2 separate regions of the Homo sapiens genome follow, and region 2 is linked to region 1. The links are chromatin loops, found by intact Hi-C in ENCODE. Cell type or tissue: CD4-positive, alpha-beta T cell. All regions are shown on one strand. Each heading gives the region's core, and the rest is flanking DNA. Links, peaks and the distances in the headings are about the cores only.

Region 1 (4,406 bases), core at 209-4,208:
GGTGTTAAAGTCTCCCATTATTATTGTGTGGGAGTCTAAGTCTCTTTGTAGGTCTCTAAGGACTTGCTTTATGACTCTGGGTACTCCTGTATTGGGTGCATATATATTTAGGATAGTTAGCTCGTCTTGTTGAATTGATTCCTTTACCATTATGTAATGGCCTTCTTTGTCTCTTTTGATCTTTGTTGGTTTAAAGTCTCTTTTATCAGAGACTAGGATTGCAACCCCTGCCTTTTTTTGTTTTCCATTTGCTTGGTAGATCTTCCTCCATCCATTTACTTTGAGCCTATGTGTGTCTCTGCATGTGAGATGGGTTTCCTGAATACAGCGCACTGATGAGTCTTGACTCTTTATCCAATTTGCCAGTCTGTGTCTTTTAATTGGAGCATTTAGCCCACTTACCTTTTAAGGTTAATATTGTTATGTGTAAATTTGATCCTGTCATTATGATGTTAGCTGGTTATTTTGCTCATTAGTTGATGCAGTTTCTTCCTAGCCTGGATGGTCTTTACAATTTGGCATGTTTTTGCAGTCGCTGGTACTGGTTATTCCTTTCCATGTTTAGCGCTTCCTTCAGGAGTTCTTGTAGGGCAGGCCTGGTAGTGACAAAATCTCTCAGAATTTGCTTGTCTGTAAAGTATTTTATTTCTCCTTTGCTTATGAAGCTTAGTTTGGCTGGATATGAAATTCTGGGTTGAAAATTATTTTCTTTAAGAATGTTGAATATTGGCCCCCACTCTCTCCTGGCTTGTCGAGTTTCTGCCGAGAGATCAAAACATTCTTTAAAAGCACCTATGCTTGAGATGACTTCCCATAACTTTAAATAGAAATGCTTTTATTTAGTTCATCTCATAATTCCATGCAGACCTCTCAAACTATGTTCCTAACTTTGGATTAGAAAATCAAGCCATGTGGTCCTACAACATTTATCAATATTATAATTGCATACTTATCTATGTGATTATTTAATGAATATCTATTTTCTTCACTAAACTATAAATTTCATGAGTTTTTCCCCTCTTATTGTTTCCTCCATCTTCAGACATTTAATCTCTGGGCCTGGGGTACAATGATTGCTCAATAAATATTTACTGTAATGAAGAATGCATGCCATAACCATAGGTCTGATGCAGGGTTTCTCAGCCTCACCACTATTGATATTTTGGAACAGATCATTCTTGGCTGTGGGGGTCTGTCCAGTGGATTGTAGGATGTTTAGCAGCATCCCAGGCCTGTCTCTGTTAGATACCAGTAGCAACCTCCAAGATGTGACAACGAAAAATGCCTTCAGACATTGCAAAATATACTCTACGGGTGGGCAAAATTGCCCCCAGTTGAGAACCACTGGCCTAATGGAATACACTTGTGACATAAGTAAAAAGGTGACAATCCTAGGAAACTGATTTGAGTGAAGAGGAAGGGAAAGGAATAGAGGGAAGGTGGAAGGGGATAGTTAGTTGCTACTCATCTTGTCAATACTTTTCAGTATCAATTCTAAGCCATCAGATTGACTCCCCATCTCTTTCTTCTCCATATAGGAGCTACAACACTGAGAGAGGTAGAGCATTTCAGGAAACAATATCCAAATTACCATTTCCCAAAAACAGTTCAGAACATTAATTCTACAATCTTTTGGTGGATGTTGCTGATAAAAGGGCTCCATGGTCAAATAAGCTTGTAAACACCAGATTCTGCAAAATTAAATGAATTTCTTCATTATGGAACTTATCAAAGTCTTTTGCCTTCTAACATGCTTTGAAATTCTCCAAGAAGCGATGCAGAAATCTTCATTTTTCAAGTTTCTGAAACATGACTGCTCTTTTTTGCCATATCATTTTGTGGGATTACTGTGTCTTTAAACACACTCTGGGCAGTAGTGGCTTAGGGTTATCATAGTAGTAATATCCTTTCATAACTGAGAATTTCCCAGTCTCCTGGCAAATTATCTAGGTTGTTAATAAGGGTGGGCCATGGTGCTGTCATGTTAAAGCTGCCTAAGAATATTCACTTGCACATACTCACATCGTCTGTTTCCAACTCTGGGTGCTACTTCAGATAGAACAGAATGATAAGCTGATGATTTGCTCTGAAGGACATTCAGGAAGGATGTCACTGCTCCATTTTGAAAGATTCACCAAAGATCTTTCTCCAGCCTCAGGGACTCTGCCTTCCCTGAAATATTAGTGTGAGGGTGTGGCTCCACACCAACAGCTGTGAATCCATGACTAAGCTAGAATCTGCAAATGATGGACCACCTTACTGTGTGCCAAGCATTGCAGTGGGCACTTTCACAGCATGTGTCATTTATTCATCACAACCCTATAATACAGGTTGCTTTATTCATTCCATTACTTTCTAGATAAGAAAAACAGGACCCAGAGTAGTTAAGTAGTTTGCCCAGGTTCACACAGCTAGCAGGTCGCAGATCCTGGATTTGAACTCAGGTCTGGTAAAGGGCATGTTCTTAAAAACTTTAATACTCTCATGCCGCCTCCTTATTCCATTCACTCACTCATTCATTCAACTGTCTTTCCTTCAGTAGCTCCTACATGCCAGGCACTGTGGAAGGAACAAACAAGTATGATGTGTGCATGGAAAAAGTTTAAGAAATTCCAGAAAAATACAGCTTTGACAGACTACTCTTGGAGTGCAGAGAAGACTTGTGTTTTGAAGCGACATCTAAGCTGAGATCTGAATGTTGATGCAGTTGTAGGCATAGGAACATTATGTGTGTATAAATATTGCCCACTATTCTCCCCTCATTCCATGTTGACTTTCTACCTTCCCAGAGTGAATAATACTTCTTATTTTTATCTAATTAAAACAGCACCTTTTTTTGCCAAGGGCTAGAATGAGAAACTACTAAAAGGCTGCTTCCTTTCCTAGTCCCTGATTATCAGCTTTCCCAGTCTGCGTATTGGCATATATTAAAGAGACATGTGTGCCCGGATCCTACTAATTATCATGAAAATAATGAACATCACATATCTCTCTCTTGCTCACTCTCTCACTTTCTCTTTCTTCTTGGGACTAAAGTGTGTCCAGCGATTTCAGGGCACAGTCTGCAGCTGGTGGCACAACTCTCAGGGCTATATAATGATGTATGGCTTGTTCTTCGTGGCCCTCTGCAAAAAAAAATATGAATTTCAGAACGTGAACAACTAGCAGACATCTGCTGCATTAAGAGGGAAAAGTCAGAGCTAACTAGTTTATCTTGGAAAGTATGTACTGTGCCAAGGCTATACTTATCTAGAAAAATTTCTGGAAACAAACAGAAAAATGACTCTAAAAATTCCATTTAAAGTTTAGGTCCCTCAGAGGAACCTACATATTACCTCAAAATATTTGACCACGTATCAGTTTAACCATGATGAACTTGAATAATATTATATTGCCACTGAGAGACACAAAAGATAATTAGAACAAAAATTGAGACCTGAAGATGGTTTGTTCTTCCCCACTGTAGCCTAAGGGTATCTGCTGAATTTCCAATTATAGTCATTCTACAAAATCTGATCTTCCTACAAGAGTTTAGCAGTATTAGAATCACCTGAAGGGCATGTTAAATCACTGATTGCTTGGCCCATCATGGGTGGGTTCAAGCATTTCCATTTCTATTAAGTTTCCAGGCAAAGTGGATTCTGCTGGTCAGGGCACCACACTTCGGGAACCATGACCCTCTGATAACCTTCCCTTTGGCATGCAGGTGTGTTTCTCCTCAGGTTTATGTGTTGCTGACAAGTTGATAAGAAACACAGCAATAATTTTCCAATTCCTTGCATCATGATTTCAGAGGATCTTTTTCTTCTTTGCTAATGGATGATTGAGTAATAATGATCACTCATATTCTATGGACTCACCCTCTGCCAAATGAGGATCAATTATTAAACAAACTCCTATGCACTAAAGAAGAAACATAATAAAATAAGCCATGTGGTGAATACTATTGTAGAGAAAACCAACTTTTATGACACAGACTCTAACTTTTTAACTTGTCTGTTTTATGAGGCTAAGTTTTTAAATATCAAATTTTCCAAAACCAGATGCATCTGGAAGTTATCGTCCAACAGTGTAAGATAATTTCAGATATCTGCAAACAGAATTTCAGAAAATCTAAATTCATTATCATCTCAAATGCCACTAACTGGTGTAAATGACAGAAGTTGGGATGTGAATTAACTGATAATATTCCCTTATTCCATGTGTATTTATAGAGTAGCTCCTGTGTCCAAGGCAGTAGGCAGGAACCAGGTGAAGATGATACCAAGAAGTCTCTGAAGAGGGTCCTGTTCTCAGGGAGATAACAGACCAGTGAGCCTAGGTGGAGAATGACATTGAAATATGAACCAAGCAAAGACTGGAAAGGTGAAGGTCATCATTGGCCAACGTCTTCCTTCTCAGTTACT
Region 2 (4,406 bases), core at 287-4,286, 60 kb before region 1:
GTTGAAGCTACCCACTGTATGGTTTTCTTTTTGTTTTCTTTTGTTTTGTTTTTAGATGAAGTCTCACTCTGTTGCCCAGGCTGGAGTGCAGTGGCATGATCTTGGCTCACTGCGAACTCCACCTCCCGGGTTCAAGTGATTCCCCTGCCTCCGCCTCCCAAGTAGCTGAGACCACAGGTGTGCACCACCATGCCCAGCTAATTTTTTTGTATTTTAGTAGGGATGGGGTTTCGCCATGTTGGACAGGATGGTCTCAATCTCCTTACCTTGTGATCCACCTGCCTCAGCCTCCCAAAGTGCTGGGATTACAGGCATGAGCCACCACACCCAGCCTTGTATGGTATTTTATTATAGTAACCTGAATGGACTGAGACTCTAGTTAATATCGTTCCTTTTACCTGTTGTGTTTTGGTGTTTCCATCAGATGCCTAAAAATCCTAGCTTTCCTTTCTTCATCTCCACTTATCACCATCTAAGCCCCTATCACAAAAAACAATAAAAGAAACCCTCTCAAAACTGTCCATCTTACAACATCAACAGTTCTTTATTGGACTGGGCAAACTCAAAGAATTCCCCACTCAATTGGGAACCATGCAACCCCAGACTGAGCTTTCACTAGGAAACCATCAGGGCTACTTTGTGAGGGAATCCCTTCCCAAGAAGGAAGTAGAGGGATGTGTCCCTCATTCAGCTATCTAGCTGGGTGGGGCATAAATGCTTTCTCTAGGTCTAACATCAGGGGAGCAATTCTGGGGTAAAACAATTGTTCCTGGGGTGTTTTTGTTAAACTCTATCATCCATTGCTATGGGAAAATGGTAAATCATTTCATGTTTGAGAACTGAAATAATTCCATGTTTGAGAACTAAAAACTGTAAGCAGAACTAGCATTCCAACAGTATCTTTTATCTCTTCTCTTACATATTCATAGATGTGCTTAATTGATGGATCTTCCTTTGCGTCTATATTATAGAAGGATTGCTTGTTTTGTGCTTTTCTATAGACAAAAATGCTCTCTTAATAGTTGGTTCCTAGAAAATTAGACTCCTTTTACTAGAACTAAAGGCAAGTAGGGGTATCCTCTAATTCTAGTTTTGGAATGTGTGGTTTCCAAGCTCTTAAACCAAAATTTACTCAAAATTAGGAAGGTTTTGGTTCTTCTTCCTTTTTTAAATGTGGGCTTTATTACCCTTAGGGATTTCTTCTGTAGACTACAGCTCTTACCAGAGAACTCAGAGTATAATGTTTGTATTTCTGAAAGCACCATTTCTCTATTTTTCAAGAAACTCAGTTACCACTGAGATTTCAGGCAATGAACAATAGCATCAGCTATCATATAACCCCAGTATGTAGCTGATTATTGTGCTTCTCACACAGTGGCCTCCTCTTAAAATCTAAATGAGCAGCTTGTATACAAAGAAGTATGCTTTCCCCAACCTGATCTGGCCTAAATCTATCTACTTTGTTATATAAATGCTTTGTGTATTTTCTGTTTGTAAGCCAGCATTTATCTACGTACTTGACCTAAAACTCCACACTTTACTCCATGTAATATAGTGATATAAAAAGTGTAAAACAAAGAAATATTCTCCTAAATTACCTTAGCTATAATATCACTTTGACATAGTAAAAAACAAAGGAAGTAACATAAAGGAAAGCTTAGGTATCCAATTGCAGTGAGTTTTTACTTTTTAAATATATCGTATAAGCCAATAAAATATCTTCAAAATAATATTTACCCCAACATTTTTACAACATTTATTTTAATTTTATAAACAAATAACAAAGATAGTTTTAGTAGATTATATCTGGGCTGTAGTGACCCAATTATCTGGTCAAAGGGCTGCATGGATGCAAGAGACAGGGTGAGTTAAAGTTTAACTCCCAGGAATTGTAAACCAAACCTAAAGCCACTGAACCTTTGGAGTTTGATATGACGATTAGAGCATAACCCGAGTGACACGTTGAATTCGCCATAATCAAGGAAACCTTTTCCGGGTGGGGATCTCTGAAATTACTCAGGTATGATCCATGTGTTTTGCTTTTTTCTATTTCAACTCTGTGAAACTGTGTATTGTGGTATCAGTGGGAATGCAGTGAAAACAGCTTTTACCCTCTTCTGTTATCGAGCCTAATTCAAAGAATTATCTAGCTTGTTTTTAGACTAATGAAACAACCAGAAAACAAAAGAATATATTGGAATTATTATATAATCTCTAAATGAGATAGCTGCCAGGATTTAATAAATTTCTGTAGACTTACCACGGAGGGTTCAAGAGTGGAGCCAATGTTGTGAGAAGTTTATTTAGCTCTAACCAGACAGCAGGGAGAGTTGTGGTTGAGTGCCTGTCCCAATCCTAGGACCCTGAGAAACAAAAATATAATTAACAAAAGAAATAGTATTAACATCACCAGCAGATTTTGAGTTCTGTGTGTGGGTCATAATTCCTATCATACTTTAGACTTCATATATTCAATTATCTCCAGAGCTACTACCACCATAAAAAAGAAAGTCTTGGTACAACTCTTGCGATTCCGCCTGCCATTATCTTGCTAACCAAAGGAATGTTTAAACTATTCACTTTTGATTCTGACCAAAAAAATATTATGGAAAATGACTGGTTTTCAGTGTGTTAAATCTGAACCTTGGAATGGCTAATTATTATATTGTTTCCACAATTTGGGCAACTGTGCTGAGGTGGATATATTTTCACATATTTTTTTTGTGTACTCCAAAAACATTATAATGGTATTTTAGCTAAAGAAAGAAATCAATCTGGACATTTACCAAAAATATCCCATTTTTACCAGAAACCCCCTAAACTCTCTGACTTTTTGTCATGATTACCTATGTAAATTCCAAGAAGAAAGGATTCCAAACTAAACAATTTTATTTACTATAGGACTTTTCAGATATGTATTGTATATCTCCAAGAAGATGAAGAACACAGCATTATTTGCACATTGTGCAGGATTAGTGTTTTATAGATCGTATTTTGGCAAATTCAGCTCTAGTTATAGTTTAGGAGCATCAAAAAATGTGTTGGTCTGCTCTGAAATTTTCTTTATAACGTGTGCTATGGAGCATGCAATGGGAGCACAGGTCTGGAAATGACAGTGATATCACTTATTTGTCAAAGCAGTAAGGTTTTGCCCTGCTAAATACAGAGAAAGAGACAAATGACTTATAAGGTTCATACTTTCTGGAATAACATTGACTCTGCCCATTTCAGACAACTCTTAACATTTTACTGTTCTATTTTACTATTTATCGATTTCAAGGGAAAAAAGAAGACAGCTGGCAAGGAAAAGAAATATTGTTGTGGGCAAACATTATAAAATGACATAATGGATATTAAAACACTATAAATACTTTGTTCTTATTTTCTACTGCACTAATGCCAAGGTGGTTTTATGTCATTTCAAATATCAACATTTCCTACACTATATTCAGTGGATGTTAATAAATGTGGCTCAAAAGAAAAGCAACTCCATTGTCAAGTAAGTTGAGGAAACAGTGTTAGAAAAGTTATAGCAGGTTTTGTTACCACATGAGTGTTTTGAGTAATAATGATAACAAGCATCTGTGAAGCACTATATTATCGGGTCTACTTCTAAGTTCTCTCCATGCATTATCTCATGTTATTCTTGGAACAACTCTATGGTGTGATACTATTATAACAGTTTATAAATGGGAAAATGGAGGCACAGACAAATTACCTAACAGGCTCAGCTACTCAGTTAGCAAGTGGCAGAGCCAGGCTCCTTTGTCTGGTAGTCTGATCCAGAGCCCAAGCACGTAACCATTATATCATACGCTCGAGCACTGGGGACTCATGACACATGCAAATATTGTCATTTATCACAACTATCTAAGAGAGTAGGCAACGTTTTGTTTCCTGGGCTTAATTTACAACAGAACATCTTCTTTCAGGAACATCTATCAATATCTCTCAAAATTGGCATTTCTCAGAATACAGAACAAGAAAGACCAAATCGCTTTTATAGCCCATGTCCAGCATTCAGAACAATCAGAATCCATTGAAATAATCACAGTTGAAAAATCTAAAGGACTTTAGAGTCTAGTCTTCCACCAAATAGGACTATGCCTATCTGAGAAACTTTTAAAATTAATTACGGAAAGAACACTAGGCTTTGTGCCTCGACACAGCTAAGTGGAAACGCCTATTGTAAAACTCCCTAGGTTTGTGACCTTGGGCATATTGTTTGACTCCACTGAATCTCAGATTCCTCAAATGTGAAATGGGGGTAAGATCTGACCCATAGTATTTTGTGAAGTTTAAATTAGATGATAAAGCAAAGGAGAGAAATGTGGTCCCCGGTACTTAAGAATTCAGCAAAAACCCCACTTCCCTTTTCATTTTCCTATTTGTAACAACCTCCAGAA

What was found. A loop is a pair of places that touch in the nucleus more often than their neighbours do. Peaks named below come from ENCODE experiments on the same cell type or tissue, not always from the same donor. Only the 100,000 strongest peaks of a DNase experiment are listed, where the experiment ranks them.
Region 2: it touches region 1 in a loop (4-fold over the local background); 2 of 110 quality-filtered maps call a loop at or near these places.

The regions. Positions count from the first base shown.
Region 1 is chr10:50,822,793-50,827,198 of GRCh38, reverse strand. All of the region lies in intron 7 of A1CF (APOBEC1 complementation factor), which reads left to right. Among named protein-coding and RNA genes, the nearest start is that of A1CF, 61 kb to the left of the region's middle. In CD4-positive, alpha-beta T cell, for the core only: no CTCF peak of the experiment used is centred there; no DNase peak of the experiment used is centred there.
Region 2 is chr10:50,883,195-50,887,600 of GRCh38, reverse strand. A1CF (APOBEC1 complementation factor) reads left to right here and starts at 1,974. Exons shown (of 13, transcript NM_014576.4): 1 at 1,974-2,020. In CD4-positive, alpha-beta T cell, for the core only: no CTCF peak of the experiment used is centred there; no DNase peak of the experiment used is centred there.